Regions from separate parts of the Homo sapiens genome. Here region 1 is linked to region 2. The links are chromatin loops, found by intact Hi-C in ENCODE. Cell type or tissue: ascending aorta. All regions are shown on one strand.

Region 1 (8,000 bases), 63 kb after region 2:
GATCTTTTAGGTATCTTAAAACAAGACAAATTGCTATGTGGTGGGATTTGTTATTTTTGTTACATACAGATTTGGTTATCTAAATATTTCAAAAATAAGCATTTTAAATGCATATAGACTTTTAGATAAATCAACAATGGCTATATCATAAAACTGTAAATTTCGAGACTTAGACATAACTCTAGAAGCTAAATATGATAAAATACACACCTGCTCTCTGACATTTGAAACCCACTGATCTAAACCAATGATTCTCAGTGGGGGGGCCAATTCTACAATCCAAAGGACATGTGACAATGTTTGGAAACTTTTTTTTTTTTTTTTTTGAGGTGGAGTCTCACTCTGTCGCCCCAGGCTGGAGTGCAGTGGCACAATCTCAGCTCACTGCAACCTCTACCTCCCAGTTTCAAGCAATTCTCATGCCTCAGCCTCCCAAGTAGCTAGGATTACAGGCACCCGCCACCACACCCAGCTAATTTTTCTATTTTTAGTAGAGATGGGTTTTCGCCATGTTGGCCAGGCTGGTCTCAAAAACTCCTGACCTCAGGTGATCCGCTCGCCTCGGCCTCCCAAAGTGCTGGAATTACAGGCATGAGCCACCGTGCCCAGCCTCTGGAGACATTTTTAATTATCCCAACTGTGGGAAGAGTGGGTGATGGTGCCAGGATCTAGTGGGGAGGGGCCACAGATGCTGGTAAACATCCTATCATGCACAGGACAGCCCCCACAACAATTGTTTTGACCAAAATGTCAATAGTGCTGGGACTGAAATACCTCAAGGTTGGTTAGAAGGTGAGAGTCCAGCACAGCCTGGAGATTAAGAACCCAGCATGGGCCGGGTGCTGTGACTTAGGCCTGTAATCCCAGCACTTTGGGAGGCCGAGGCGGGCAGATCACCTGAGGTCAGGACTTTGAGACCAGCCTGGCCAACATGGTAAAACCCCGTCTCTACTAAAAATACAAAAAATTAGCTGGGTATGGTGGCAGGCACCTGTAATCCCAGCTATTCAGGAGGCTGAGGCAGGAGAATCCCTTGAGCCCGGGAGGCAGAAGTTGCAGTGAGCTAAGATTGCACCACTGCACTCCAGCCTGGACAACAGAGTGAGACTCTTTCCCAAAAAAAAAAAAAAAAAAGAATCCAGCATGCCCAGGAATCCTTCTGACTATGGAGACACAGAGCCACACACACCAATGAACTCAGATAATGCACCCTGCACCCCCGATCAAGGACCGGCTATAAAATAAAAGCAATCGGCCAAGCGCAGTGGCTCACACCTGTAATCCCAGCACTTTGGGAGGCTGAGGCGGGCAGATCACCTGAGGTCAGGAGTTCGAGACCACCCTGAAACATGGAGAAACCCTGTCTCCACTAAAAATACAAAATAAGCTGGGCATGGTGGCACACACCTGTAATACTAGCTACTCGGGAATTTGAAGCAGGAGAATCGCTTGAACCCAGGAGGCGGAGGTTGCGGTGAGCCGAGATCGCGCCATTGCACTCCAGCCCAGGCAACAAGAGCAAAACTCCGTCTCAAAAAAAAAAAAAAAAGCAATCATAACTGAAATCCAAGAGGAAGCAAACTGAGTGAGGCAACAGCAACAGACAGCAGTGCCCTGAAAGGACCAAGAAAGCCCTAAGTGAATGAACAGGCACCAACTACTGATGTTTTCTTTTTTTCACTCTAAGTAACTGGGAAGTGAAAGAGGGACTTGAGCATATATCTAAATACATGCAGATCTGCAATGAAAGCAAGATGAAAAACAGATACGTATTGGAAATGCACAGCGTTGTCCTCAGAGACAAATTTCTCAACACTGAACTTGAACCCTTTCTTTAAAAAAGATTTCTCAAAAGCAGTGTACCCTCTTTAAGAACAGCAGAGTGAAAAAACATTCTAAACCCATTTCTGTAGACAGTCTGTACTGGCTTAAAATAGCTCTGAGCAGAGAAAACATAACAACATGTACCTTGTACAGGGCCAGGAAGACATGCAAAGTTGAGGTATTTCTTTTGAAATATTTATATAAAATATATCTGAATAATCTGTGACTCAAATATACAATTAGATTCTTTTAATCAAAGCATTTAGCATTATCACGACACTACCCCTAACAATAACAGCTAAGACTTACTCATGACTTACTATGTGCCAGGCACTATTATGAAATATTTTATATGTAATATCCCACTTAATTTTCAAAACAAAGCTACAATGTAGTTTTTTGTTATTACACCCATTTTACAGATGAAGAAAGTAAGGCACAGAGAAGTTAAATAACTTGGCCAAGATTAAATGTTAGCAAATGCCATTTCAGAATTTAAATGTAGGCACACTTACCTATTAACACAGAAAATGGGAGGCGTAAAATGTAAAGACATTGAAAAAAGAAGCCATTCCTGAATTTAAGGCTAAATATATCACCACAAGCATCTCTCTCTAGAATATTAAAATGTAAAGCCCTACTCTGATGAATAAAGAAGTTGGCTACTCCCAGAGAACACAGAAAAAACGACGTGAGCATGAAGCCTTCCTGCATATACAGTGTTGCTGACACCACTTGTTCAGTTCTGCGGACAACCTGCATATGTCAGGTGTAAAGACAGATGCCACTTTCATTAAATCTCTGCAGAAAGAACACATAAATGGAACAATGCTTAAGAAACTCCAAGTGACAAGGTGCTAATAGCCTTTCCTTTGCTCCAGATGCTGTATTAACAAGCAACCCTGGACAGGAAAGATTGGACCAACTTCTCGCATCCAGGCTTTGCCAAGAAAGAGAGAGAGAGATATTGAACAGAGAAGACCCAACATGTTCTCCACAGAGACCACTTCAGAGAGAGTAAAATGATAGAGGGTTAAGTGCTATTTAAACTCCAAAAGTTTTTTTCTAGAAAGGCAAACTGTTGAAAAGGAAATCGCTCCCAGAACTTTACAGTTAATTCACAAACAATGAATTTGGGGGAGATAAAATTCTGATAAGGAGCAAGACATCCAAGATGCTTGAAGGGAAACATCTGTACACCCAAGCCAAATATGTGACTACGTCACTCTGTGCAGCCTAGTTTTGATTATCAACAGCACAAGCAGTGACTGTGATTCAGTGAACAAAGTTGTACAAAATGTTTCCCCAAACTTCAACATTTGTGCTGTCCCAAGGATGCTGGCAAAGAATATAAATTGGACCAAGAGATTTAAAAGAAAAGGAGCTGAGGCTGGGCATGGTGGCCTGTGCCTGTAGTCTCAGACACTCAGGAGGCCAAGATAGGAGGAGTGCTTGAGTCCAACAGTTGGAGACCAGCCTGAGCAACAAAGCGAGATGCCACGTTTTAAAATGCTTTAGTTAGTTAGTTAGTTAGTTAGTTAGTTAAAGATAGATAGATAGATAGATAGATAGATAGATAGATAGATAAAGATAGATATTCTTATAAGAAAAGGAGCTGGAATACTCTAAGTGCCAAACTGAACTGCCCAAGACTTAGCAAAAAACAAAGCACAGCTGCTTCTCTTCAGGTCATGCCTATGACAGATGATAAGATCTTTTTTTGGTTGCTAGTGACAGCTGATTTAAGACAGATGGATTCAGGAAACCAAGAAATGACCACTGATAACATTCACTGGCCTGGACTTCTCCTGGCCACACCTTAGCTCAGATTCTGCAAGTGAGTGTGGCTGTGCCCCATAAGGTTAGGCATCAAAGAGCAGAGAGATTGCCTTAAAAGAACCTTGCAAGGTTCTCAGTCACTTCCCCGCATCTGGGCGTCTTGATTTTCTTTGTCTGTTCTACAGGGTAACTAAGAAAGTCCTCTGTGCTTGTTTTCTGAGACAGCAAATAAGGAGGTCCCTGAGGAATATCATCCTATCTGCCAGGCTTGAAAGAAAAGACAGCCACAAGCAACATAGTACACAATGGTAGCTTTGAAAGGACACAGAAAAGCAGGCTGCACTCTTGAGGGCCTCAGCAAGGAGGACAGGGCTCCACAAGGAGCTCCTCATGGCAGAAAAGAGGCCATAGGTCCTCATCACCTGGACACCCCTCTCCCAGGACAGGGAGATAGTGAAAGGGTCAGGAAATTGGGACAGTAAATGAGAATGAGAAGGACTACTCTGCAGCTTCTAGTGGAGTGGGGAAGGACCATGAGACTTAAGAAATTGTTGTTGGCTATACAGATAAAATCAACTGCCTTCAGAACTGTCTGGGAAGAAAAACAATGTCTCCTTTCATTATGATACTAAATTATCTTCTAAGACATTGGACTAGTTCTACATGCATATTAGCTTATGGTTCTTGTTAATTACATTTCATCTAATGAAAGTGCCATGTGCCTTATCATTTGTGAATCTACTCAACTACCATTTATGAGAGCATTCAAAGGCCCAAGGTAAGAAAGTCCCACGACAAGGGCAAAGATCTGAATCATATAATACAGGCTCACACCTACCTAGGATTCAGCCAAGGAAAAAGCTATGGCTGATTCTGCCAAGACAATGATACTTGGAAGCTGTGACTCTGAAACCACAAGTGAAGTCACAGGACTTTCTCATTCCAGCAAACATACTGTAGTAGAAGACAACACTTCCACACAGGGAGATCTGAAAGAACCCTAAATTGCATGAAAAAGGTTTGCCTCAGGAGCTAGGGTCCAAGGAGCACTGGTCTAAGAAATACACGGATCCAAGCAAAGAGAACAAGCCATTCTGCCAAGTAGACTCTTGTTTAAGACAATGAAATTGACAAGGTGGAGGATTTATTCTCTATTGAGACTTCCTAAATAACAATCAGGTGAAAAAAAAAGCATCCTTCAAAATGCCTATTAGGCAATGATGGCAATGATTCCACTTCCACGAATTTATCCAAGAGAAATAAATATGAGGACATGGACAGTTATAAGGCAAAATATTGGAAATAACCTAAATTATCTGACAATAAGGGACATGGTTAGATAAACTACAGTACTCCTCTACAGTGGGTAAATGGAGTATCATGCTTTCTACTGCCCTAGAAAGCTTTGACCTCAAAAATTAAATTTTAAAAGTATACCACAAAATAGTATTCATGATTCCATTTTTTAAAATATATCATATATTTTATGTAAGTTAGCACAGAAAAATATGAAAAATACTGATTTTTTTTCCAATGATTATATCTAAATTGATAGGATTAGGTGATGTTCGCTTTTTCTTTCCTATGTTTTATTATTGTTTTAGTAATGCAAATATCAGGGATACTTCCAAAATTTAAAAAACAACAATAACAAAACCTTTTGTCCAAGCAATGCATAGGTAGCATTCTTCACCAGGCAGGTTGCACTTAGCTTGATGTTCCCCACCCTGCCTGGAGGAACACAGATGCTGTGATGCCACAGGCTCCATACCCTCTTCAAAAGGCACAATCCACAGGAGCCCATTAAAGACTGAGAAAGTCTGTTTAATTCAGTTCAAGGGTGTTCGCCAAGCATGTGTGATCCCCAAACACCAACAGTTGTTTAAAAGGTTCATGGACAAAGTAGGGTGATTCCAAAGCAAGGTGATCAGAATAGTGATAAGTCTGAAAACAACATCTTCCAAGGACTGAGACTCCAGGATGTGAGCCTATTTAGCCTGAGGACTATAAGACCAAAGAAAAGTATGATAACCTTCTTCAAATACTTGAACTGCACTCATGGATAGGAGGGAGAAAAATTGTTCTGTGATATTCCAGTAGACTATGCAAGAAGAAATGGAGAGTGAGAAGCAGATCCCAGTTCAAAAGAAGACAGGGCTTTTGGGGGCTTTTGCTTTTCTCATCACTGGGAATAGTGAAGCAAAAAGTAGATACCTAGCTGTCGGAGGTGCTACAGAAGAAACTTCTCCTAGGTTAGGACACATGGTTAGATGGCTGCCAAGAGTCCTCCAGCCCCAAGATCCTCTAGGCAGCAATCAATGAGGGCAAGGTCTCAATAAATTTCCCCAGAGTCTGTTTGAGTCAATCTGTCTACACCAGATCCTGTCTGGTGGATATACCTACTAATCCCAGTCAATGTCCATAAATGTCTCCTGAGACTCCAGGGCCCAGGGATCAGCAGAAATAGACACATTTGCCTTCTTAGCAGGAACTAAGCACATCTGTCTCAAACCCTTGCCAAAGGCTGGTGAGGCTGTAAGTACAGCTCAGGACATGTGTACATGCCTGCTTCCTACCTCTAAGAGGACGTCCTGTGCATCTACACATATCTAAAGAAACCAAGACACTTGCTGGCCAATGTTCACCAAGTGATAATGCTTTCAAAAAAAGAAAAACCTTGGGTTGGGCACAGTGGTTCACACCCATAATTCCAGCACTTTGGGAGGCCAAGGCAGGTGGATGACTTGAGCTCAGGAGTTCAAGACCAGCCTGGGCAACATGGTGAAACCCCATCTCTACAAAAAATACAGAAATTAGCCAGGTGGGGCAGCCCATGCCTGTAGTCTTAGCCACTTGGGAGGCTGAGGTGGGAGGATCACTTGAGCCTGGGTGGCACAGGTTGCAATGAGTTGAGATCATGCCACTGCACATCAGCCTGACAAAGTGAGGCCCTGTCAAAAGGGAAGAGGAAGGGGGAAGGGAAGAGGGAAGGGAAGGGGGAAAGGAAGGGAAAGGAGAGGAAGGGAAGGGAAGACCAGCTCGCATATGTAACCCCACTACTTGGGGAGGCTAAGGTGGAAGAACTGCTTGAGCCCAGGAGTTTAAGACTGGCCTAGGCAACAAAGTGAGACCCCATCTCTAGGAAAAAAAAAAATTCGGCATGGTGGCATGTGATTGTAGTCCCAGCTCCCGAGAGGCTGACACAGGAGGATCTCTTGAGCCCAGGATATCGAGGCTGCGGTGAGCTGTGTTTGAACCACTGCACTCCAGCTTGGATGACAGAGCAAGACACTGTCTCAAAAATAAATAAGAAAAACCTTCTCCTAAGAAACAAGATGAGGAAAATAACCCAGTGAACACTCTTTTACCTACTGCCACTACTACTACTGCTACAAAACACACACACACACACACACACACACACACACACACACACCAAGCATCCTTCTTTCCCCTCTTTGCCCCTCTTTCCTCAAAGAGCTGGGGAAAGTGGTCTATCAAGAGGGAAAAAAATAAATAAAACACAGTAACGTAAAGATTTAGACAATGATATACCCCATATATACCAATCCAAATTCTTATATTCTATTAAAAAAAAAAAGCATTTTAGAAAGCAGAGGGGATAAGAGAGGGAACAAAAATCTTTTATCCTTCAGATTGTAGCTACATTTTTCATCTATTTTAACAAAGATATTAACAGCGTTTCCAATGAAATGAAACCTAAAGTTTTTACAGTAACCTTTTACTAAAGTCTTTATTTTTCTCTGTAACTATTTTATAACTATGAAAAAAAGAAGAGTTCTCCCTATTCATTCCATATTTTGATTAGATTTCCTGGCTTCTTAATGTCCACAATGTCCCTTTCATGCTACTCTCCTACTCCCCCCCATCACTTACCTTCCTCCCCTCTCCAGGGTATATACCTAATTGCCCTGGTCCAAGGGTGGCTAAATCCCAGAGACTGGAAAAAGAGTATCTTTTTAGAACAATGAAAAGTTACACCGAGCCTGGTGTATGTTCAACAGCTTCTTTGCCTAAGGTCATTTGACTCGCCTATCCTAACTACAGAAGAAACTGGGGCAGTTGCAGATGAGGAGAGAGTAGAATGTAAATGCAGCTCAGGTAACAAGTTCAAGTCAGCCAGAACTGCCTCCTGAAAACGCACACCCAGGGCCAGAGCCTGCCCCCAGCCCCTACCCAGAGATTAGTGGAAACAGGTAGGAACTGACTCCAGTGTTCGGTTCAGGTAAATTGTGAAGTGCTTAAATATGGATTCTTTTATTTTGAGGTTCCCAGAATTTATGCCAGCATCCTTGGCAACAATGCACGTTCTCTGATAACTCACTCCCAAAGATTGTTTCAGTGTTATTGCTGTTTTCTAAAGCTCAATTTTCTAG
Region 2 (8,000 bases):
GAATCTATATATAAAACTATACATGATTTTTAAAATCTCTTCACCTTAAAATGTCTGGCATGTTGGAAATGATGCATAAATTGCATATTGGTCAAGTTATCCTCTCACCTAAAAAGCAGAACTGCTAATTTGTACTTCCCACTAATGAGACTCTAGAGGAAATGCTCAGCAATGTAGCTGGCACCAAGTAAGAGCTCACTCAACGGTCATTATCCCGGCCCTTCAAAACCTCACAAATATCCAAGGAAAATGCTAACACTTTTTATATAACCAATGGAGAAAGTTACAGAGTTTGCTGGCTCTGAATAATAAACATGTATACACCAAAATAAAAGAGCCCTCTAAAAGAGAGAGAGGAAAAAAATCTTCCGTGGTGTAGAACAGCCTTTGTCACAGTGTTCTCCATGGAACACTAGTCCTCTGAGCTGCTCCTAAATAAATAAATACATGGTCCCTGGTCAAATAAATTTGGGAAATGCTGCATATACCATCCCCCTTTGGAAGCACCGATAAAAAAGAAAATCCCTATCCAACTTCACTTAACCCATCTTTCTCCAAATTTACTTGGTCAAAAATAATTTTTAATACCTACTGGCATCCTGAGAAATGCTCCCAAGTCTGGAATTTTAAAAGTCATTCTACATTGGTCAGGTACTCACTACCTGAGTAGTGAGTACTTTCTTCACCCACTGTGTGCTTTCTTTCTTTCTTTTCTTTCTTTGTTTTGGAGACAGAGTCTCACTCTGTCACCCAGGCTGGGGTGCAGTGGTGCAATCTCGGCTCACTGCAACCTCCGCCTCCCAGGTTCAGACAATTCTCATGCTTCAGCCCCCAGAGTAGCTGGGATTACAGGCATGTGCCATCATGCCCAGCTAATTTTTCTATTTTTAGTAGAGACGAGGTTTCACCATGTTGGCCAGGCTGGTTTCAAACTCCTGACCTCAGGTGATGTGCCTGCCTTGGCCTCCCAAAGTGTGGAAATTACAGGTGTGAGCCACTGTGCCCAGCCCCATTATATACTTTAGAAGAGAAACAAATGGGCTTTTCTACAGCTCGTGTAGTGGTTTTTTTGTTTTGTTTTGTTTTGTTTTTGAGACGGAGTCTCTGTTTCCCAGGCTGGAGTGCAATAGCACGATCTCAGCTCACCTCAACCTCCACCTCCTGGGTTCAAGTGATTCCCCTGCCTCAGCCTCCCAATTAGCTGGGATTACAGGCATGTGCCACCATGCCCAGATAATTTTGTAATTTTAGTAGAGACAGGGTTTTACCATGTTGTCCAGACTGGTCTCAAACTCCGGACCTCAGGTGATCCACCCACCTCGGCCTCCCAAAGTACTGGGATTACAGGCATGAGCCACCACGCCCGGCCCGTGTAGTGGTTTTAACTATACATAGCTGGTCTTCGATAAATGTTTGCTGAATTGGATTCAATAAAAGTGTGATTCCAGGATGACAACTGTAGGCATTAGGGGAAGTGACTTTTACTGATTTTCTTTTTTAATCTCTCACTTAGTGAGGAAAACAAAGGCACTCCTTTCTGGAACTTTCTGAAAGGCTGTCAGAAACTTTCAGGTGCCTAGGTTTTCCACTTATGCCAGTAATATCTGGCCTGAGGGGGAGCTGCTTACAAGTGGAACAGCAGTTAACAAGCTGATGTGATTATAAAGGTTCTGGGAACCCGCCTTAGTTCATTTTCTGTTGCTATAACACAGTATCACAGACTGTGTAATTTATTTTTCAAAAGAATTTTTTAAAATTTTTTCTTTCTTTTTTTAATTTCTTTTTTTCTTTTTATTTTTTGCTCTGTCTTATGGGTCCTGAAAAAGAAATGTATTTCTTACAGTTCTGGAGGCTGAAAAGTTCAAACTCAAGAGTCTGCATCTGGCGAGGGCCTTCCCGCTATGTCATAACATAGTAGAGAGCATCATACGGTGAGAGAGCAAGAGCATGCTAGCTCAGGTCTCTCTTCTTATAAAGCCACCTGTAACATCAATGGGAACCCCCCTGATGACCTTATTTAACCCTTATTACATCCCACAGGCCCCACCTCCAAATGCAACCAACATATGGATTTGGGGATTAAGTTTCCAACACATGAAATTTGGCGGACACTTTCAAACCATAGCAAAGCTCATGACTAAAAATATAGCTACTTATAACTATAAATCCTGAAATTCCTTTAGCAGGATACAAAGCCTTTCATACCAAGAAAAATAAGAAAAAAGCTCTGCCTGCAACTATTCCTGAAACAGGTAGTAAGTTAAAGATAAGCCATTTTCATAAAGATGACTTAAGATTAAAGTCATATAAATGAATTTTGGAAGTCAATGAATTTGCTGAGATCAAGCTTGGAAGGGTGGGGTGGGAGGAGTGTGCAGGGGGGGAAAGGTAAAGACTTTCCCCTAGAAGTAGAAGGAGAAAGATAAAACTAGTTTCACCTAATTCACAGACCCATCAAGACCAAAAACACTGTTTCTATTTAGAGGAATGACCCATATTCTAATTTGCAAAACCATAAACTACCTGCAAAATGTTGCCAGTTTTAAAAGAAAAATTAATCAGAATAATGAATAAGAAAAAGTATTCTTAAATACAAACAAGATTTGAGCGAAACTTCAAAATCTGCTCAATTATATATATCTTCTACATAAAGATCTGAAAATGAAGACTTTATCATAAGCCCCTAACATAATGAAAACAAGTCTCAAACACTCAAGGGTAGGAAAGCATACTCACCAAGCACACCCCCAAAGCACACTCAGGCATTTTTAGGAACATTTCCAACATGTTTGAAAACAAAATGGGTTTCAGATAAAACCTCAACTTAACTGGGACAGCCATGTTTCCCAGGCATTCTAGTTCTTGAAGGGTGCTATGTAAAACTGAGTGATGGTTTGGACATTCCATTACACTTAATAATCCTAAAATCACATGCATATGGCTGTCAGCATATTCATTCCTCAACGTGAATAAGGGAAGGTCTAATCACAACATTTCAAATTAGCTAAGACATCAGTTGGGAAGCCCAGGCTGCACACTTCCCAATATGTCCCTGTTACTCTTTCTCAACAGTCCCCCTGCAGTATCACAGGGCCAAATCTCTCCTCTTGGGCACAATAATTTGAGCAGCATTTGCCTTGGCTATCCCAGTCTTCTCCTCTCATTGGACAGAAAACATGACAGAGAAAAAAATAATTGCCAAAAAAAATTTTCTGGTAGTTGAACTGAATTTGATACAACAAAAAAAGTATGTAAGGTTTAGCAGCGATCCCAGTGGGCTTCCAGAAATCAAAGTCCCCACAGACTAAACAAGCTGGAAACATGAAAATTAAAAATCTGCCTGCTGAATAACTGTCTATGAAAGTTTTCTTACAAGAAGCCTGGTTATCTTTTTAGATTCTCATTCCTCACTGCAAGATGTTCTCTTCTGTATTTCAAAGACAAAGTCAGTCTCTCTTTTCTTCCTTCTTTCCCTCCCCCACTCATACATACAAGAAATAGTGATTTTTCTAAATTCCTTTTAAAACTGATGGAAGGAGGGAGAAGCCTAAGTATTCTTCCTAATCCAATGTTCTATTAATAGGATTTTTAATGCAGTGCAGGTTTTACAATACTGTAAGCGGGAAGACAATGAACAATGACTGTATTGTGCCACACCTGCTCCCCCACCCCTCCGGGAGGCTGAATGATGTCTTATCTGGCATCCCTCATTTGGACAGTGATACACCTGTGAAGTGACAGGCCTGCCAAACTGCAGAAAGAAGTTCTCCCTTTTACTCTGTTAACATGCCTAACATCATTTAGTCCAATAATGCCATGTTAAAAATAAAAAAAGTTAAACTTTTTTTTCCTTTTTTAAAAACAAAGTGCTTTAGTTTTTGCAAGACTAAACCATTCAGCCAGACTTGGCTAAACCTTCAATTTACACAGTGGGACACACTATAACAATTGGCCCAAATACCCTAAGGGAAAAGCCAGACTCATGGATTCAGAAATGAGAAAAATGCCTCTGACTTGCCTTCCCGGTTCCGCCCACTGTGCACATCAGTGCACCCACAGGAAATGATTCCCATTTCAGTTTCTCTGCTGCAATAGTCAAGGGAACGCAATCCCAATATCAGGAAAAAAAAATTAGCATGTCACTGGAGCACAAAGGCTGCTGGATCATCAGAGTGCTTCCTCTCAAATTCCAAACACAAACCCACATGCCCCAAATACTACACTGACCCAAGTGGTTGTGTGCCTGCCTCAAAGTTACGCTCTGCTGAGTGTCTTCTTATTTATCTTTGAGCCCTGTACCAGCTTAACAGCTGATTCTTCTGCCCTCTTGGGTCCAGTGTCAAATCTGCCAGGAGAGCCTCATCAACAGGCAGAACGAGCCTCAGTGAGCTAGGGGAAGCCAGAGGTCAGAGAAGTATGCATCTGAGAAATCAGCCTGCCCTGTCATGAGGTTCTGAAACACTAGCTCACTGAAAAGCACATTAAAGAGTTCCAACGGCAGGGCTGAATGGGTGTCAGCACAAATCAGTGAGTCCAAGTCCTTCCAGCTTCCTTTCCTGGCCAGAATGGGAGAGTCTTAGCTATAATGGCATTCACAGACTTCTGCCCAACAGAGAAAGCCAAGAGAGAGCCTTCTATTAGTAGCACCCAAGAAGCCTGTGACCATGGTGCCCAGTGTCCATCTTGGCAGAAAAAAGACACGCTGTGATCCCAATAATAAATGCACAACCACCACAGAATACATTGTACATAGAATGATGATACTTCATATTTAGCTTCTAAAACTAAGCTAAATGATCAGTATTCTTGGCCACAATGATCATATAATAAAATTGTTATAGTAAGATATTTCTACAGTGCAATGCCTTCATTCACATGATAGCTATTCCCATCTTTGAATCCTTCTCAAGTTGTTATGTTACTTAAATTGCATATACACCAAGTACACCTGTTTTGCAGTGCATTCCCAGGCATTATTTCTCAGAAATGCATGGTACACATTTCCACTGCTTGCTACTTAGTACTCACTTCAGCAATATATCACTTCTTTATAATAAAATGGCTCTATATGCCCTATCATAGAGTATGGGGATTCACCAAATTATTTTTCCCCCTTAGAGGCGTTGCTTGACCTGGGTAAAGAAAGTTCATAATGACCACTTTATATATACCTTATGATATGCTTTGTAAGTATTGCAATGTTTAAGTATAACAGGAAACATCTTACTTAATTTTCTAATTTTGACTCTTCTTTATCTATAGCATGTTTTCTAACCCCACCCCCAAAACAATAGAAAACTCTATATATTTTTTATGCATCACATAAAAGTAATGCTTCTCCTACCTGTATATTCCCACTTCTTTTCTGTCTACTTATATACTTTTTATGCGTCACATTCAAGTAATACCTCTCCTACCTTTATATTCCCACTTCTTTTCTACTGTCTACATAATATGACCAGAAACAAAAGTATAAGCCAATTACAATGCTTCACCCAGAAATGAAATCTATCTTTTACTCTACAGAAGAAATATTACAGTCAACATAACACTGTCTGCTAGTGTTTTTAAGACCACAGCCAACACACAAGACAAACTCTGCTCACAATTTTGCTCAGAAATGGTTGGCCCACGCATTAGATAAGCTAAGTTTATTCTTAACCAATATTAATTTTTATTACCGAAAAGTTATTTTAAAATGCGTGTGAGGTACTTCTGTGGTACTCCTTATACGGACAAAACCAGTAAGAAAAGCAGCCCAACCTGTCAGGCTAAATGCTCACAGCCAGCTCAGTTATAACTGAAAAGATTCATCCTGCACTAACATAAAATCATAAAATGTACGATTTCAAACTCTGAGATAATCACACCTAGAAAATGCAACTGAAAGTAATGTACCTGCCATACTGCATTATTTCCACCTTATTGATTAAAGTTGAAATAGGTGTGCTAACTTCATTGAGCATCTACTTGCTGAAAAGGCACTTTTAACTTAAGAAAGTAGTTCAAGCTTCTTATTTCATTAACCACAGAACTACAGGTTGTTTATACTGAGAAGCTTATCCCTACTCATGATGGAGTAAACTGCAGCTTTTCAAGGCTTATTAAAATTAAAGAATTGGAATCATAACTCCATAACACTCAAAAAAATGTGTTTTTTTATTTTTGTTTTCTTTTTGACACAAAATTTCACTCTGTCCCCTAGGCTAGAGTGCAGTGGCACAATCTTGGTTCACTGCAACCTCTGCTTCCCAGGTTCAAGTGATTCTCATGCCTGAACCTTCCAAGTAGCTGAGATTACAAGCATGTACCAACACATCCGGCTAATTTTTTTGCATTTTTACTAGAGATGAGGTTTTGCCATGTTGGCCAGGGTGGTCTCGAACTCCCGGCCTCAAGTGATCTGCCCATCTCGGCCTCCCAAAGTGCTGGGCTTACAGGCATGAGCATCTATGTACTTTTCAACTGTTTTGAGTTTTTGTGGTATAAATTCATGAATCTGAAATTTCAAGTGCTTTCAAATTGTAGCAAGGAAACAGAACCTGACAACAACCATCTAAGTGGTAGGAAATTCCAGTTATCTAATTAATTACGTTTATTTTAGAAGTAAATCCTCCTGAGAAAAAATTCATTCAAATCACAGAATTTCCTCAAACCTTACAGAGTGCCAAAAAAAAAAAAAAAACACAATGACTTCTGCTGAGCCTCAGAACACAGTCTCCATCCTACCCCAATAGTTAACCCCACTAAAAGTAGCCATTCTGAAGTTAAGACCCACACCCACCTGCAAGGTAAGAGCTGGAAGTAAAGAAAAGGCTGCCGTTTAAGGGTTCTGGAAGAGGATTCTGTTTTTCCCACCATCATTCACTAAAAACTGCACAAAGAGCATCCGTCCAGTCCAAAAGAAGGTCTGCTGGACAGACCACAGACTGCCAGGGTGCCTGCCTGCTAAACACAAATTAATGACTAATTCATGAATTCAAGAAAACACCATACAAGACTCTAGCAGCAAAAAAGCTCAATTAGCTGAAAATTAAACAGCACCCAACACCTGTGATGTAGCTCCCCAAGATAAGAACTTGGCTGCCAGAGGGCATTAAGAACTAAGGGCACTAACATATGGGCTATACGGAAGGGAGAAGCGCCAGGAAAAATAACCTTGTACATCTTTCCGTGCTGGGACCTTGTACTAAATTGAGAAAGTATTTTCAGCTGAGTTACTTGGTGAGGTTTACACCCTACCCACCTAGAATCCTTGCTGCTCCCAGATATTCCCTCTCTTTAAACCAAATCTCTGGTTTTTTAAACCCATTTCTACTTAAGCATTCAACTAATGAAATGGTAAGGACTGTAAGAGGACTTGAGCAAACTCACTGAATGGCTGACACAGAAGTCTTAGAAGGAGGACCGGGCGCGGTGGCTCACGCCTGTAATCCCAGCACTTTGGGAGGCCGAGGCGGGTGGATCATGAGGTCAGGAGATCGAGACCATCCTGGCTAACAAGGTGAAACCCTGTCTCTACTAAAAATACAAAAAATTAGCCGGGCGCAGTGGCGGGAGCCTGTAGTCCCAGCTACTCGGGAGGCTGAGGCAGGAGAATGGCGTGAACCCGGGAAGCGGAGCTTGCAGTGAGCCGAGATTGTGCCACTGCAGTCCGCAGTCCGGCCTGGGCGACAGAGCGAAACTCCGTCTCAAAAAAAAAAAAAAAAAAGAAGTCTTAGAAGGAGGAAAGTCCAGCCAAAGAAACCTCTTTCTTGTACTATAAGCTAGGGGCATTTTGCAGGAGGAGTGTAAGTAGCAGGGCAAGCAGTGAATGAACAACTGTGTAAAGACATGGCTCACCCTACACTGCCATAAAAGATAGTCAGCAGACAAGACGGAAAAGTTCCAGAGATCTGTGGCACAGTAATGTCAATATACTTTACTGAACTGCACAATTAAAAATGGTTAAGATGACAAATTTCATGTGGTTTTCTCTTTTTACCAGAATTAAAAAATTT

The links. Peaks named below come from ENCODE experiments on the same cell type or tissue, not always from the same donor. Only the 100,000 strongest peaks of a DNase experiment are listed, where the experiment ranks them.
Region 1: it touches region 2 in a loop (2.3-fold over the local background); 7 of 110 quality-filtered maps call a loop at or near these places.

Annotation. Positions count from the first base shown.
Region 1 is chr6:25,292,305-25,300,304 of GRCh38, reverse strand. The region is part of intron 2 of CARMIL1 (capping protein regulator and myosin 1 linker 1); the gene reads right to left. Among named protein-coding and RNA genes, the nearest start is that of CARMIL1, 17 kb to the right of the region's middle. RefSeq lists an enhancer at 7,374-7,874. In ascending aorta, no CTCF peak of the experiment used is centred here; a DNase peak (open chromatin) is centred at 3,134; H3K4me3 peaks cover 1,463 bases; H3K27ac peaks cover 7,639 bases.
Region 2 is chr6:25,355,762-25,363,761 of GRCh38, reverse strand. The region is part of intron 2 of CARMIL1 (capping protein regulator and myosin 1 linker 1); the gene reads right to left. All of the region lies in intron 2 of LOC124901281 (a long non-coding RNA gene), which reads left to right. Among named protein-coding and RNA genes, the nearest start is that of CARMIL1, 80 kb to the right of the region's middle. In ascending aorta, no CTCF peak of the experiment used is centred here; DNase peaks (open chromatin) are centred at 3,053, 4,031 and 4,451; H3K4me3 peaks cover 2,031 bases; H3K27ac peaks cover 6,442 bases.